Linked DNA regions of Mus musculus: all the other regions are linked to region 1. The links are chromatin loops, found by intact Hi-C in ENCODE. Cell type or tissue: left cerebral cortex. All regions are shown on one strand. Links, peaks and the distances in the headings refer to the core of each region. The heading gives the core; the rest is flanking DNA.

Region 1 (5,470 bases), core at 1,662-4,161:
ACACAGTTGCCCTTTTGCTCAAACTCGCAGCTCCAGCTCGCACTTGAGAGCGCTCGGCTGGGTGTCTGCTGTGGCGCCGCGGCGGGAATGTGCGGGGGCCACGGCCCGGCTCCGCACGTCTCAGCCCGGAGCAGGCAGAACCCTCCCTCTGCCTCTGCTAGCAAGCGTCCTGCCCCGAGTCCAGTAAGGGAGAGAGGTCTGCGGGGCAGGCGAGGCCGACCTTTTGTTTGTTTGAGGAGTTTCGTGTTTCAGACATTTAGAGTGAGCAAACTGCGAGGGAGGAAGAAGGGCTTGTCCTCCCTGCAAGCGTTTCTTTCTCCTAGCAAAGCCTCCAGGCCCAGCTTCCACATTTTGCAGTTGACTGTGTGGGATCTTCATAGGTTCATCCCTCATTCTCAGGCCCAATCCATGCACGCTGTGCAGCCAGAGAGAATGAGAGCACATCCTCTGCCATTTTCAGCCGGTTGCTGCCGGCAGCCCAGCCCCCTTTCCTTGGCTGTGGCTGCCGCCGGAGTTCCGGCGCCCAGAAGCGGCCCCCGGTCCGCCCGGCCCCGGATCCAGTCCACTTTTGCCGATTGCCGTCCTGCCCGGCTTGGTGATAAGAACTCTCCTGTGAGAGCCAGCGAACGAGACTTTAGTCCGGTTTCCATGTCAACGATTCAGTCCATATTTGCCATCAGGCTGCCGGTGGCAGAGGCGCTTTCGAGAGGAGAGCGCTGTCCTAACCCTATAATCTGCGCCGGGATTCCTGAGCTGCCTGGGTGTGGGGTGAAAAGGCAGGGGCTGTGGGGGAAAAATACCCACCGAGGGGAGGACCCACGGCCCCGAGTCGGGGTCTCGCTGCTCGGGCCAGCCACGTGCCCGCTCCTCCCCTCCCCCTTCTCCTTCCCAGTGCCCCTGGGGAAAGCGGATGGACCAGTTTCTAAGAAAGTTCCTCAGCCCAGCAGTCTTAGGTTAATGTTGTAGATCTTAGAGAGGAAGGGACTCTAAGGATTTGAGATTTTTTTTTTTAAAGAAAAGTAGAGAAGAAGAAAAACACTACCTCTCCTGACCCAGGTGGATATATTTTTATGCACTTTGCCTCATTGCTAGATTAAAATGGTGACTGTTTTCAAAACAGCGTGACCACGTGTAGGGAAAGGGATTTTGGCGCTTTCCATATGCACGGCCATGGAAGAAGGCCATGTGGACTTTCCTTGAAGACAAATCCATTCTCGCTTCCAGATTTTCACTGGGCTCCAGGTTTCCCATTACACCCCAGTTCCGAGGAAAATGGCAGGGTAATTGCATGTAAAAAATTCCTCATTTGTGTGCGGGACTCAGGACTGTTTGGCAGCTCCGAGGCAGTTGATTAAATAGCAAAGCTCCATTTATGAGGCAGCCTATAATTTGGTTTCTAGGACCTAATGCACCACTAGAGTTGTGCTTCTGAGGGCCGTGAATGAAAACTGGTCCATACCAGCCAGTTCCATCGCCTTGGCAGGTTGGTTTGGTTCTTGGTTGGGGGATGGGAGAGCAGAGGGGCTCTGGCCATGGCTCCATTCTCAGTTTACTACGGAAGGTTTGTAATGTGGGGTGTTCTTGATTTTTCTTGGGGGTAGAAGAAATGACTTAGCCTTTCAGAATTATTTCTGTTGACCCATGACATGATCAGAACTCCAGGGGCCTGCAGAGCCCACAAGTTCTAAAATAATGGTCTGTGGTCCAAAGTCTCCATTTATAAAATCTGGGAGGAAAAGAGGCCTTTGTCATTGATGCTTTCCCAAGGCAGTCTTGGTCCTGGTGAGACGCTGGAATTCCCTCTGGTTTCTCCTGGCTTGCCCTGTCAGAGCATTCCAGGCCTGCCTGAGAAGAAAAGGCTGCTGTGGAACTGGTGAGGCCTGTAGGTCTGGACAACTCTGAGCTTTTCCGCGAATGCCTTGATCTTCACAGATAAACCTGGCCTTAGGGTCTCTGGTAAACTTCAAGGAGTCTTACACCTTAGGATAGACAGCAGATCTGAGGGGCATCCGTTTTCTGTGTGACCTGTTAGGCTCTTTTTCTCTCTTTATAGAGAAAATGGTTTCCATTTTCTGCATCCCTCTTCTGCAGTGGTTTTTGAACAGAGGTTCTTTCAGTCCCTGGAGCCTCTTCTGTGGGCTGTTTACAGTCTTCCAAGGTACTTGCCTTTGAAGATTGGGCTACTGGCCATTGTGAGCTAGGTTCCCTTAGGAAGTGCTAATGGAGCTTGGTTTGCCTGGAGGACTGTCTTAAGCCCCCAACGCATCAGTAGCCACCATTTTAAGAGAAGTGGTGGGATGACCACGTTTGATTTTCAAACCTCCTGACACTGATCTGATCCGGTGGTTGGATTTGTTCACAACGTAAGTGCCTTTCTTTTCTCTTTTCCTCCTTTTCTCTGGCTAAGTAGACAAGATGCGGCTTCGGCCACTCACTCCACTTTTTATAGCCACACACTTCTGCCCTCTGACTTTAAGTGACCTGGGCAGTCCCCTCCCTTCAGTCTGTTGGTAAAATGGGGGGGGGGGAGATAATCCAGACCTCATGCCCCCAGGGCCTTGTCAGAGAGGGCTAATGAGGGCAGGGCACGGGAGAACCGATAGTTTGAACAATGGTCAGTCCTCCTTTGGGGCTAGCCAAAGGGGGGGAAAAGCAGGGCTCGCTCAGCTGGGTCTCTAGAGCAGGTCTGCAAAAGGCTTTGAAGAAGAAAAGTGCTGCGGAGGTGCTAAGTCGCAGCCAAGAGCCCAGGCCCGGTGCCAGGGGGTCAGGTCCCGGCCGCGGCGGCCGCGGTTTCGGGCTCAGGCCAATTTTGCAGGCGCGGGTAAAGTTCACGCGGCCCGCTCCCTTTGGAGCGGCCGGGAGGGGACAGGCCAGGCTGGGAACGCGGCGAGCGAGGCGGCGCAGGCTCCGGAGGCGCGGGCTCCGGGCCGGGTTTTCCCCGAAGCCTTCGGCGGCGGCGCAGCCGAGCGAAAGAGGCTGAGGGCTTGCCGCCGCCGCCGCGGCTCCTTCTCTCCCCTCCTCCTTTGTGAGGGGAAGGGAGCGAGTCCATTCCACGGCCTGCGCCCGCTCCGCGCTCCAGTCCTGGTTTTTCAGGCGGCCGCGACGGCGCTGGGTAAAATGGCAGTGCTGAGCCTCGTGTCGGAGTGAGGGGGACTCGGAGGAGAGTGGGGCGCTCTAGCTGCTCAGTCCCGCCGCCCGCCCGCCCGCTCTCTCGTTCGCTCTCTCGCCCGCCCGCCCGCCGCCAAGCAGCAGCCTCGGCCCGAGCCGCGGCCGGGGAGGCGAGGCAGGGCGCCCGCCAGAGCAGCGCTCCTACTCTGCCTCCCGGCGCCCCGTCCGCCGCCGCGCGCCCTCCAGCCCGCCCGCCCGCCCGCCCGTCCCGGGTCCCCCCTCCCCCCCCGCTCCCTCCCTCCTTTCCCGCCCCCTCCCCCTCGCCTCCCTCCCTCCCTCCCTCCTCCTTTCTCCGGCAGCAGAAAGCGGAGAGTCACAGCGGGGCCAGGCCCTGGGGAGCGGAGCCTCCACCGCCCCCCTCATTCCCAGGCAAGGGCTTGGGGGGAATGAGCCGGGAGAGCCGGGTCCCGAGCCGCCAGAGCCCGGAGCAGCTGAGCCGCCGGCGCCTCGGCTGCCGCCGCCGCCTCCTCCTCCTCCTCCGCCGCCAGCCCGGAGCCTGAGCCGGCGGGGCGGGGGGGAGAGGAGCGAGCGCAGCGCAGCAGCGGAGCCCCGCGAGGCCCGCCCGGGCGGGTGGGGAGGGCAGCCCGGGGGACTCGGCCCCGGGGCGGGGTGGGAGGGGGGAGAAGACGAAGACAGGGCCGGGTCTCTCCGCGGACGAGACAGCGGGGATCATGGCCGCGCAGGTCGCCCCCGCCGCCGCCAGCAGCCTGGGCAACCCGCCGCCGCCGCCCTCGGAGCTGAAGAAAGCCGAGCAGCAACAGCGGGAGGAGGCGGGGGGCGAGGCGGCGGCGGCAGCGGCCGAGCGCGGGGAAATGAAGGCAGCCGCCGGGCAGGAGAGCGAGGGCCCCGCCGTGGGGCCGCCGCAGCCGCTGGGAAAGGAGCTGCAGGACGGGGCCGAGAGCAATGGGGGTGGCGGCGGCGGCGGAGCCGGCAGCGGCGGCGGGCCCGGCGCGGAGCCGGACCTGAAGAACTCGAACGGGAACGCGGGCCCTAGGCCCGCCCTGAACAATAACCTCCCGGAGCCGCCCGGCGGCGGCGGCGGCGGCGGCAGCAGCAGCAGCGACGGGGTGGGGGCGCCTCCTCACTCGGCCGCGGCCGCCCTGCCGCCCCCAGCCTACGGCTTCGGGCAAGCCTACGGCCGGAGCCCGTCTGCCGTCGCCGCCGCGGCGGCCGCCGTCTTCCACCAACAACATGGCGGACAACAAAGCCCTGGCCTGGCAGCGCTGCAGAGCGGCGGCGGCGGGGGCTTGGAGCCCTACGCCGGGCCCCAGCAGAACTCGCACGACCACGGCTTCCCCAACCACCAGTACAACTCCTACTACCCCAACCGCAGCGCCTACCCCCCGCCTCCCCAGGCCTACGCGCTGAGCTCCCCGAGAGGTGGCACTCCGGGCTCCGGCGCGGCGGCGGCCGCCGGCTCCAAGCCGCCTCCCTCCTCCAGCGCCTCTGCCTCCTCGTCGTCTTCGTCCTTCGCACAGCAGCGCTTCGGGGCCATGGGGGGAGGCGGCCCCTCAGCGGCCGGCGGGGGAACTCCCCAGCCCACCGCCACCCCCACCCTCAACCAACTGCTCACGTCGCCCAGCTCGGCCCGTGGCTACCAGGGCTACCCCGGGGGCGACTACGGCGGCGGGCCCCAGGACGGGGGCGCGGGCAAAGGCCCGGCGGACATGGCCTCGCAGTGCTGGGGGGCTGCGGCGGCGGCGGCGGCGGCGGCAGCGGCCGTCTCGGGAGGGGCCCAACAAAGGAGCCACCACGCGCCCATGAGCCCCGGGAGCAGCGGCGGCGGGGGGCAGCCGCTCGCCCGGACCCCTCAGGTACACAGCCGAGCGGGGAGGGGGCTGGGGCCAGCGGGGCCGGGGGGTGGGCTGGGTGGCGGCTGCGGGGAAGCAGGCCCCGGCCGTGGGCTCCCCTCGGGCTTGGGCCCCCACTGCCGGGGAGCTGCCATTGTCTGGCTCTTCTCTCTTAAAATGGCTGCCTGTCTGCCTTCCTCTCCTTCCCTCGATCAGCCTTTGTGTGGGGCTTTTCCAGGGGTGTCTGTCCGGTTTCTCCTCCTCCGCTGGTCCTTTCGAACTCTGGGGGTCTCCAGGGGGGTGCAGAGCAAAGTGTGCCTGGAAGGGCCAGGCCCGGTCGCGGGGGGGGGTGCTGGGGGTTCAGGTTAGGGGTGTAGGCAGTGTCATGAATCCGGGAGAAAGAAGCAACGTTTTCTTGCTCACCTGCCGCTCCTCTGATCCCCCTTGCCTTCCTCTAGGCCGTTCCCCAATATACGCTTTTAAAGAGTGGCCCCTAGGGCTCGGGGGACCTC
Region 2 (5,470 bases), core at 1,011-3,510, 75 kb before region 1:
ATGCCCCCTTCCCAGGCAACCTCAAGAAAAACACTACATGTCCGTTCACAGCAAAATACCCTCCCATGTGATTGCCTCAGCAAAACATCCTCTCAAAAGACAGTTTCCAGAAAAATGTCTCATACCACAGCTGAATCTTCCAGAGAAACCAGAAATTTCCACCTCACAAGTCAAAGGACATTTTTTCAGGTGCAAGTTTTTCCTTTCCACCATGTAAGTCCCAGAGACTGAATTCACCATCAAACTCAAGGAGGGGCCATTACCACTGAGCTACCTCCATAACCTCATTTTTTTAATTTTATTTTTTTTTGGAGAGGTTAGATTTAAATAGGGTCTCACTGTGTAAACTTGGATGGCTTAGAATTAATTCATAGCTGACCTGGAACCCCCTCTGTAGGTTCAAGATCAGGGTGGCCTTGAACTCACAGAAGTCTGCTTGTCTCTTTGTCTCTTAAGGACTAGGATTAAGGTATGTGCTGCCTGGCCTAGCTCTGTAAATTTTGCTGTTGTTTCGCAATTTGTCTTTCTATGTGGACAAGTTGACTCTAAGCGCACTATCCTCTACCCTTAGCCTGTAGTGTACTGGGATTACAGACATGTGGTGCCATAGCTGGCCCCAGGGCTCTTACAGTAAATTTACAGGGTAAATACAGTATTATTATTTGTTTTTTAAAAAAGGTGGGGGGGCTGGTGAGATGGCTCAGTGGTTAAGAGCACTGACTGCTCTTCCAAAGGTCCTGAGTTCAAATCCCAGCAACCACATGGTGGCTGACAACCATCTGTAACAAGATCTGATGCCCTCTTCTGGTGTGTCTGAAGACAACTACAGTGTACTTACATATAGTAAATAAATAAATCTTAAAAAAAAAAAAAAAAGGAAGAAAGGCCAGATGTGGTGGTGCACACCTTTAATCCCAGCACTTGGGAGGCAGACTCCTGAGTTCGAGGCCAACCTGGTCTACAGAGTAAGTTCCAGGACAGCCAGGGCTACACAGAGAAACCCTGTGTCGAAAAACAAAACAAAACAAAACAAAACAAAACAAAACAAAACAAAACAAAACAAAAAAGAAGCTGAAGAGACGAAGAGCTTGTTTTTGAGCCGGGTGGTGGTGCAGGCGGATTTCTGAGTTTGAGGCCAGCCAGGGCTACACAGACAAAACAAAAAACCAAAATAACAACAAAAAAGAGCTTAGTTTCTTAGACCAGACCCTGAATTATAACCTCAATTTCTCTCTCTCTCTCTCTCTCTCTCTCTCTCTCTCTCTCTCTCTCTCTCTCTCTCTCTCAATGTATCATGCACAGTGTTCTGTCTGTATGTGTGCCTGCATGCCAGAAGAGGGCACTACCAGATCTCATTATAGATGGTTATGAACCACCATGTGGCTGCTGGGAATTGAACTCAGGTCAGGACCTCTGGAAGAGCAGTCAGTGCTCATAACCTCTGAGTCATCTCTCCAGCCCCCCCAAACAGCTTTTAATAAGAGCACTTCCCTTCCCCCTTCTGCGGAAAGCATCATGACATTAGTTCTCCATTCTTGATATGTTATTTCATAGTCTTTTGTTTGTTTTGTTTTTTACTGTCCTAGAACTCACTCTGTAGACCAGGCTGGCATCAAACTCAGAAATCTGCCTCCCAAGTGCTGGGATTAAAGGTATGTGCCACCATGCCTGGCTTTATTTCATAGTCTTATTTGGACTATTCATTACGTTTCTTACCCTGACATACAGAAAACATTTTAATTCCATCATCTCTGTGTGTATGCAGTACCTTGTGTGTGGGAGGGGCTACCAGTGGGAGTTGGTGTGATCCACCCACGTGGGTCCCAGGGATTGAACTCAGTTCTTTAGGCTTGCCAGCAAGCGCCTTTACACACTGAGACATCTCACCGACCCATTTTATGAGTATGTCTGTTCATATAACAAACCAGTAAACTGTTGAAAGGAAAAGAGAGAGAGAGATGACAGACAGACAGACTGACAGACAGGAGGAAAAGAATAGGTGGGAGAGAGGCAGAGAGAAAAAGATTTGACTACATCAAAACCTTTCACCAGATGGGCGCTTTCATCCCTAGTTCCCTGCTGTTCTTCTTTTGACCAACAGGTGGCAGGCTAAACCCACAACAGGCGACCATGACTTTCTTTAACTGCAATGAGAAGAAAATTGCTTCTTTTCCCACACGTATTTCTTTCCCCAGATAAACAGTGCGGTGAGCATCTGCCCGCTTATCAAGGAAGTGAGCCCCAGAAGAAGGTCGCTTTTCAGGTGAGGGACACACGGGTCACCAACCTGACTCTGAGCTTCAGGTTACAACACTGCAGACAAGTTCCTTAGAAAGCAGCCAAGGTTGCTCCAAAAGTTGTTTTAAAATTCACATAATCTACATTTCCCCAGTTAATAATAATAAAAAGTGTATAACCAGAAGTCACAGAGGCCCTTCTGTCATAACTGGTAGGGTTTTAGAGGTAATGGTACTTCCTTTTCATGAAGGAGAAGTTTTCAGAGCCAGCCCCCTCCCAGAATCCTTCCACCCACCCCTCTATACACTGCTCTCCCCCAGGAATTGCTTCCCAGCCCTTCACAAAATTGCCAGGGTAATTGACTCTTCGCGGGCTGAGTCTGACTTCCCACCCTGATTTGGTAACAGACTTTGTTTTGGTGAGATGAGGCTCTTTGTTTGCCAATGCACAATAAAAATGGCTTTTGAGTGACTTCAGAGGACGCTTTCTGGTGCCAATAGCAGATTCCAAAGCAGCCTTTATCCCCGACGTGGGGGATCGGGTCCCTCGAGACTGTTTAAGGATCGGTTTTCAAAGTGCTCAGAACCTGAAATGTCTTGTATGGTATATTTGCAGGTGCATAATTGGCCCAGTGCTCCAGGGTTATAAAGGCTGCCTTCCTGTGGTAGCAGTAGACAGACTGAGCCTCTTGCTAAAATTGAGGGCTGCAATTTCGATAACAAATCTGATTCTAACTCTCCCGTGTCACTTCAGCCCAAAGGTGCCTTTGTCTCCCAAGAGAAAGAGGGCTGGAAGTGACTGAATGGCCCTTCAGCAGAGCCAGGAGCAAAACATTGCCGAGGGACACTTTTGTCCGGAGAGTGGAGGTTTAGGGCTGGTATGTGTGAAGTGAGTTCTCTTTGTTCACTGCCAACCTGCCTGAATGCGTGTGAGGCGGCGGAGGTGACAGCAAAATGCTTTAAAAGTGGCCTGCAGTGGGAAACTCGGAGCGCACAATGGCGTTATTTTTGTTAGACATAATTCTCCCACCTCGCCTTTTTATTGCAGGAACCAAAATAAGTCCGGATAAAGCTTTAAAAGGCTGCCTTGATGTTGGAAGGAAAATGGATATTGTCTCTCCCCACAGTGTCTGAATGGTGCACATAATCCTAGCTATATCCAGATAAGAAGACGCCCCGCCCTGGGTGGAAGAGCACCAGGCGTCTCCAGGGAGGGGCCGGAGGGTGCTAGCCCATCTTACTGAAACTTCTAAAATCTGAAGAGAAGGCTCCCTGCTCTTCACACTTCTATTTGCAGTTAATGTTTATGTGTGGTAGAAATGTTCGATCCCCTTTACTCCTCAAAGCCCCCCCCCCCCACCTCCGGCATTTGATCACTTGATGACACCCATGAAGACTCCAGCTTTCGGCTTTCATCATCGAAAACCCGCGGGCTGTAGACTGAGGAGAGGAAAGGGGCGGTGCTCTCCCCCTAAATTGCTCAATTTAGTCAATTTAGGAGATCAGGGAGCCAGGGAGCTCCTTCTGCGATTAAGTGTGTTTTTTCTTTTGTTTGTTTGTGTTTTTCAAGACGAGGTTTCTCTGCATAGCCCAAGCTCAGAGATCCGCTTGCCTCTGCTTCCCAAGTGCTGGGATAAACTTGGCGAGCCATCAGAGTGACTCCAGTCGGGGAGGTTTTAGTGAACTGTGTCTCAGGTAAACCGGATGTGGGAGGATGTGGGCGCCACATTCAAATCTGAGGGGTGCCTCTCAAAGGAAAGATCTAATCGGCCAGCCTTCCCTGCAGCAGCTACCAGGGTGGAACGTTTGCCTGTTTGTGTTCCAGGCAGGGGATGCTGCTAATTATGGGAGCAATTCCCATGGATACAGAGAAGAAGGAGCCAAGCCCTGATCAGGAGCGGATGATCAGGAGGGGACTAAGGAGAGTGGTTGGCTCAGTGATTACGAAGAACACTTGTTGATCTTGCAAAAGTCAGGAGTTCAATTCCTAGCACCCACAAGGTGCCTCACAACTGTCCCAGGAACTCTCACACCCTATTCTGACCTCCATGGGTATCGGCGAGCACCTGGTAACCATACTTAACATGCAAATAAAACACTCAGACATAGCAGAGCGTGGTAGCACCCGCCTTTAATGCCAGCACTTGGGAGGCAGAGGCTCATTGGTGAGTTTAAGGCCAACCTGATCTACATACTGGGTTCTGGGCCAGCCAGAACTACATATGAGATGCTTTCTTGAAGAATAAAAACAAGAGCTGGAGAGATAGCTCCATAGTTAAGAGCACCGACTGCTCTTCCAGAGGTACTGAGTTCAATTCCCAGCAACCACACGGTGGCTCACAACCATCTGTAATGGGATCTGATGCCCCTCTGAAGAGAGCAAAGGTGGTATACTCACCTACATTAAATAAATAAATAAATCTTAAAAAAAAAAAGTAGGACAAAACCCCCAACAAAATCATTTGCATGCTTTTAAATCCAGCACTCAGGAGGCAGAAGCAAGATTAGTTTAGCCATTTGGGGCCAGCAAGATGACACAAATGGCTTGCCACCAAGCCTATTGACCTAAGTTTGATCCCCAGGACCCACACAGTAAAGGAAAAAAAAACAAAGTCTGCAAGTTGTCCTCTGACCGTCCCATGTAAGTGTATCATGTTATCATATGCACATGCAAGAAATAAATAACCTGGTAATTTAAAAAAAGATTTATTTATTATTATATGTAAGTACACTGTAGCTGTCTTCAGATGCACCAGAAAAGGACATCAGATCTCATTATGGGTGGTTGTGAGCCACCATGTGGTTGCTGGGATTTGAACTCAGGACCTTCAGAAGAACAGTCGGTGCTCTTAACCACTGAGCCATCTCTTTAGCCCCCGATAACCTTTTAAACATTTTTTTTTTCTGTTTTGTGCAATCTAAGTTTATTTCACTGATGGAAACATTTCTCTTTGCGCAATTTTTTATGCATAATACATCATCAAGCTTAATGTCTATGTACAGTGCCAAAACATATTTGTTCTGGTGTGTGTGTGTGTATGTGTTTGTGGGATGTGTGTGTGTGTGTGTGTGTGTGTGTGTGTGTGTGTTTGTGTGTGTGGTGTTCATTTGTCAAGGTTGAAACTTACCTTTAAGGCCAGGCATGGTGGTGCATGTCTTTAATGCCATCACTTGGGAGGCAGAAGCCAAAGGATCATTGTGAATTTGAGACCAGCCTGGTCTACAAAGCAAGT
Region 3 (5,470 bases), core at 1,011-3,510, 160 kb after region 1:
AGTCCCATCACTGTGACTCCACCGGGTGGAGAAAGCTGACTTCTGTTAAGTTGGCCTCTGGCCTCCACCTTTGCTAAGTGCTCGTGTGCATGCATGGGCAAGCACGTGAAGGCACACACACACACACACACACACACACACACACACACACACACACACACACACACACACAAATGTAACTAAAATGCTTGTAAAGTTACAAAGGATAGAGATAGAGAGCTCAGGGGTTAAGAGTACCCAGTGGTCTTGCAGAGGACCTGGGTTCAATTCTCTGCACCTAAAGTACCTTACAGTGATCTGTAACGAGTTCCAGGGGATCTGATGCCCTCTTCTGGCTTCTCCAGATACCTGTGTATCTGTATATATACCATACAGCCATACAGACACACACATACAATAAATATTGTTTTCCAAGACAAGGTTTCTCTGTGTAGCCCTGGCTGTCTTGGAACTGGCTGTCTACACCAGGCTGGCCTCACAGAGATCCATCTGCCTCTGTCTCCCAAGTGCTGCCTCTGTCTCATGAGTGCTGAGATTAATGTTTTTTTTGTTTTTGTTTTTGTTTTTGTTTTTGTTTTTGTTTTGACAGATCTCATCATGTTGCCATCCGGTTTAGAACTAGCTATGTAGGGGCCAGGCTGGCCTTGAACAAAGAAATGCCTGCCTCTGCTTGCTTGCTTGCTTTCTTTCTTTCTTTCTTTCTTTCTTTCTTTCTTTCTTTCTTTCTTTCTTTCTTTCTTTCTTTTTAGATTTATTTATTTTATATATGCAAGTACACTGTCACTATCTTCAGACACACCAGAAATGGGCATCAGATCCCATTACAGATGGTTGTGAGCCACCATGTGGTTGCTGGGAACTGAACTCAGGACCTCTGGAAGAGCAATCAGTGCTCTTAACCACTGAGCCATCTCTCCAGCCCCCTGCCTCTGCTTTCTTTCTTTTTGTTTTTGTTTTTGTTTTTTTTTTTGTTTGTTTGTTTTGTTTTTTTGAGACAGGGTTTCCTCTGTGTAGCCCTGGCTGTCCTGGAACTCACTCTGTAGACCAGGCTGGCTTCGAAATCAGAAATCTGCCTGCCTCTGCCTCCCAAGTGCTGGGATTAAAGGCGTGCACCACCACTGCCCGGCTCATCACCACAGTCTTAAGTACACAGACCAGGAAGTCCTTTTGCTATCAGAAATTACACGAGTGTTTGTATGTTGAGACAGACGAGATGTAGCCCAGACCAGCCTGGAACTTGCTAATACAAAAGCTGACCCCCCAACTCCAGTGTCTGGGATTACAGATGGGCACCACCGAGCCTGGTTGTGAACCATATTCACCAAAGGAAAAAATGCTTGCTGCCACACCAAGGTCTCAAAATAAGCTGTAACCTGCTCCATACCTCCACTGTGGCCGCAGTGAATGTATGCTGAGGGGTACAGCTGAGCTGTGACGCTGTAAGTGATGCCGTCAGTCCCTGCATGTGGTTTTCTCTGGTGAGTCTGATGGGTAAGCATCAAAACCCACGGCCACAGCTACTGATGCTATTCAAACCCAGAAGCTGCCTTCCTCCCTAGACGAGGCATTTCCCAGCAGCCTGGGTGGCGGGATTCCTGGGCCCCAGGCCCCACAGTTGACTCACCACCTCGGGTTGTGGCTCCTGCTCTCAGTTTCCCTGGATTGCTCTGTGGGTACTCTCCCCCCACTGTGCAGGGCATTAATAAGGGTGAGGCACTTTGAACTCCTCAGATGAAAGAGGCTGGGGAAACAGCACCCCATTATTATCCCTCCGAAGCCAGGCGTGGGAGCGAAGCTGGCTGCCCCCTCCTGCTCTCAGCTATGGCTGCCCACACTGGGAAGCCAACACGAGCCACTTCAGGGCAGACTTTATGAAGAAGCTGCGTTCTCCCTCTGCCCGCAGCACAGAAACCCACCACCGATTCAACTCCATCGGTACTTGGAACCACGTACAGATGCCTCAGTGTTCCCTCTTGATTGACCGCAGCTCCCACAGCATGGTGGCTGGAACTTTTCATCAGTATGTATACCAAAGAGGGGCCACTCCAGAGTTACTTGGCAAAGTGAGCCACGAGGGAACCAGTCTCCGGACATTCCCTAGCTTGTTTCTCTCTGGATCGCTGTAAGAGACGTGTGAGGATTCTGTATTTGCAGGTTCTGTGTAAAATGCCGAGCCCTGCACACATGTAGCTGCGTGCAATTGGTCTATAGATAAAGTCAGAAAAGTCTCTGGCACCAGTGCCCCTTGGCCATCAGGCCCTTCCTGTCAGGTTCTATGGGGAAAACTAAGTCTACAGTGCCACCTACTGGCTGGAAACGCAAACTGCAGCCCTCCCACCCCCCAAACAGCACAAACAGCAAAGAGAAACATTCCCGTTCCCAGACAACAGTCCTAGCATACCTTAAATAACTCACTTTGCACAGATCGTTAGACAAGGGCTTCTACAGCCCAGGCTTGTCTGAAACTCACTATTTAGCCAAGGCTGGCCTTCAACTCCCAATCCTACTGCCTCCACGTCCTGTGCTGGGATTAGAGGCATTCACCCCCACACAGAATGGACTGTCTGAAGGACTCTTTTGCCTGTCTTTGGAAGTGCTGGGAGTTGACTCTGGCACCTTGTGTGTGCTAGCCACTACTAGCTATGTCTCCAGCCCAAGTTATGTTAATTTTTCAAACTTTGACTAGTATTTGAGAAAAGCAGAATAAAACCATGAGCCATGCAGTGGTGGCGCACGCCTTTAATCCCAGCACTTGGGAGGCAGAGACAGATTTCTGAGTTCAGTAGAGTGAGTTCCAGGACAGTCAGGGCTACACAGAGAAACCCTGTCTCGAAAAAACAAAACAAACAAACAAGGGGCTGGAGAGATGGCTCAATAGTTAAGAGCACTGACTGCTCTTCCAAAGGTCCTGAGTTCAGTTCTCAGCAACCACATGGTGGCTCACAACCATCTGAAATGGGATCTGATGCCCTCTTCTGGTGTGTCTGAAGACAGCGACAGTGTACTCACATAGATAAAATAAATAAAATCTTTTTTAAAAAAGCACTGAAGAACAACTAAATCACGACAAGAGTCCAGTGCATAGCTGTAATCTGCCTAGCCAAGGCTGTGAGCCCAGGCTGTGAGCCCAGGCTGTGAAACACTGACCTGAAGAAACAAGAGCGTCAGGCAAGAGCATCTGTCACCATGTCCCTGACCCGAGTTCAACCTCAGAACTCAGGGAAGAACCAGCTCCAAGTTACCCTCTGACCTCCATACACAGGCCCCCCAGCCCACACACGCGTGTGCGCGCGCGCATACACACACACATGCTTGAGCAACACAGACACACACTAAAAAAACGTTATTTAAAAACATTAATTAAATTAAATTTAATTAAAACGTTAATTAAAGACATTTCTTTGTTCTCCAAATCCCTGGGTCCAGAGGGTTGAAGAAAGGTTTAAGGTCACAAAAAAATAGAGACTCATCTCCTATCGTAGCATGCCCATCCACTGCAGCCCATGTAGAGCCAGTCCTCCTGGGGCTTGAGCTTGTCGGCACCACAAAGGGTGCTATGCGTGGCTTCTTCTCTAGAAGTCCTTTGCAGGGATGGAGGTTTCCTCCCAGCCTCTGCTCTGGCTGGACGTGGTTTTTGGGTCCGTACCTCGCTGAGGTGTCCCCGGCTCTCCAGGCCCATGTGTCACAGCTGCATGGCTTCCTGCTCTGCGGTCTGCTCCGAGGGTGCTAAGTACTTCTCCTGGATGCCCAGAGTGCTGAGGGGAGGTTAAGGCTTAGACACGGCAGAAGATGGGGGGACTGGCCTGGGCAGGAGCTGCCCTCTTCTCAAGACCACCACCCACACACATCTCTTCTGCCCCACCCCCCACAGGTGGGTATGAGCCGCCCATTGCAGCCCTCCCTTGGGGCTCCAGTTTCTTCCCCACAAAGGACCAGGGAGCACTGGCCCTCCAGTTGGTGTGGCAGATGCTCAAGAGCCAGGCCAGGGTGTCCAAATCCTGTCCCCATCACTCCCTTTTTCTCTTCTGCAAGATCACAAGTAGACAGAGTCCCTCCCCGACCCCTGACAGCTGGCACACAGGTGCTCAGTACCTATTGTCATCTCATTCTTTCTACCAAGGCAAAGGCTCTAGTCTTCTTGGGCCATAGGGTCTTTTCCCTTCCAGACAGGACACAGATGGGACACTGCTAACACTGGTGACACACGAGCCCTCGCCTTGGCAGTCCCACGAGGGACCTCGTGTTCTACTGCCACTATTCCAGACACGTGTCCTCAAGGGCCTGACACAGATATCTAAATTCCCACCTCCGGCAACCTGGGCAAATGCTCTGTCTCCAAGACAAGCGACCTAAAGGGCAAGCCTTTCCTTCAGCCTCTCCGACAGCCTCTGACCCAAGGAACACGCAAACTGGTCAAATCCCAACCCCAAAGGCCCAGCTGCTCTGGTTTCCAGTGGTGCCCTCTGCCAGCTTGTCCCTTCTATAGGGTAGACCTGTCTCTTCTCCACTCCCTGACAGCTCTGTCACTAACTGTTTTAATAACCTCTTCCATATTTTTCAACCAATACTCCTTTCCCTATTCTCCTTTGTCATTTTTTGAGACAGGCTCTTACTTTGTAGCCCAGGCTAGCCTCAAGCTTTTGGTGATCTTCCTGTTTCTCAACTGCTGGTTTACAGGCACGAAACCTCACACCCAGCTCCATTTCGTGCCCCCCCACCACACACACCTTATCTAGCAAGACTCTTAAGAACTCTGCTACTCCTAATTACACCCACCAAGTGCATTTGCCACATTTACAGGGTGGTTCCTAAAATGTGCAGTAGCTCTCAGAAACCCAGGGAGGAAGATCAAGATTGAGGCTAGCCTGCACTACACAGGCCGATGTAGGCCAGCTAAGGCTAGAGAGACCCTGTCTCAAAACACTAAACTAAATAAATCCTTACCCTTGCACTAATGGCAGAAGGCGTGGGTTCTATCCTGGGCTACACCCCATCCTGGGCTACACCCCAGTGATCCACTGCCAGCCACGCCCCCTCCCTCCAGCACCTCTTCTTCCTTTAAATGTAATACAGAAAGCAAACTGAAGTCCTTGCATTTCTCCCACAGCCCAACGCCATTTCCTTTCCAGGCTTCTGCGTCTGGGGCCCTTCCATTCGTCCTTTCCCATGGTCCCTAAGGATACGAGGAGAAGTGAAAATCAGCTCCCATTGCAGCGGACATCATGGCTTCCAGGCTTCGCTGCTCTTGAACCCCAAAACAGTAGCCATTAGCTTTATCCACAGCCTGTAAGACTCGCTGGATGCTGTCCTTGTCCTGAGCAGAGCAGAGAAGAGAACTCAGTGAGTGAGTCAGCTGTGGAGAGCTGAGACCACAGCTAACTGGCCTCGTCTAACTCCTAGGACACATACGAACTTTCCTTGGCCCAGGACAGCCCTCCATTCCTCAGGGGCCTGGCTAGGCGGACAACTG

The links. Peaks named below come from ENCODE experiments on the same cell type or tissue, not always from the same donor. Only the 100,000 strongest peaks of a DNase experiment are listed, where the experiment ranks them.
Region 2: a loop joins it to region 1, with 2.6 times the contacts of the local background. A loop is called at or near these places in 30 of 42 quality-filtered maps.
Region 3: a loop joins it to region 1, with 1.8 times the contacts of the local background. A loop is called at or near these places in 5 of 42 quality-filtered maps.

The regions. Positions count from the first base shown.
Region 1 is chr4:133,751,981-133,757,450 of GRCm38, reverse strand. Arid1a (AT rich interactive domain 1A (SWI-like)) reads left to right here and starts at 3,466. Exons shown (of 20, transcript NM_001080819.2): 1 at 3,466-4,982. The coding sequence starts at 3,840. In left cerebral cortex, for the core only: a CTCF peak has its summit at 2,942; DNase peaks (open chromatin) are centred at 3,058, 3,554 and 3,868; H3K4me3 peaks cover 1,711 bases; H3K27ac peaks cover 1,700 bases.
Region 2 is chr4:133,826,547-133,832,016 of GRCm38, reverse strand. No RefSeq gene overlaps it. Among named protein-coding and RNA genes, the nearest start is that of Gm12974, 13 kb to the right of the region's middle. In left cerebral cortex, for the core only: a CTCF peak has its summit at 2,103 (motif pointing right); a DNase peak (open chromatin) is centred at 2,100.
Region 3 is chr4:133,589,611-133,595,080 of GRCm38, reverse strand. It overlaps Gpn2 (GPN-loop GTPase 2), which reads right to left. Exons shown (of 5, transcript NM_133884.2): 4 at 5,184-5,314; 5 at 3,346-3,755. The coding sequence ends at 3,683. It overlaps Gm42324 (a long non-coding RNA gene), which reads left to right. Exons shown (of 2, transcript XR_881487.1): 2 at 1-142. Among named protein-coding and RNA genes, the nearest start is that of Gm42324, 3.7 kb to the left of the region's middle. In left cerebral cortex, for the core only: a CTCF peak has its summit at 2,311 (motif pointing left); a DNase peak (open chromatin) is centred at 2,310.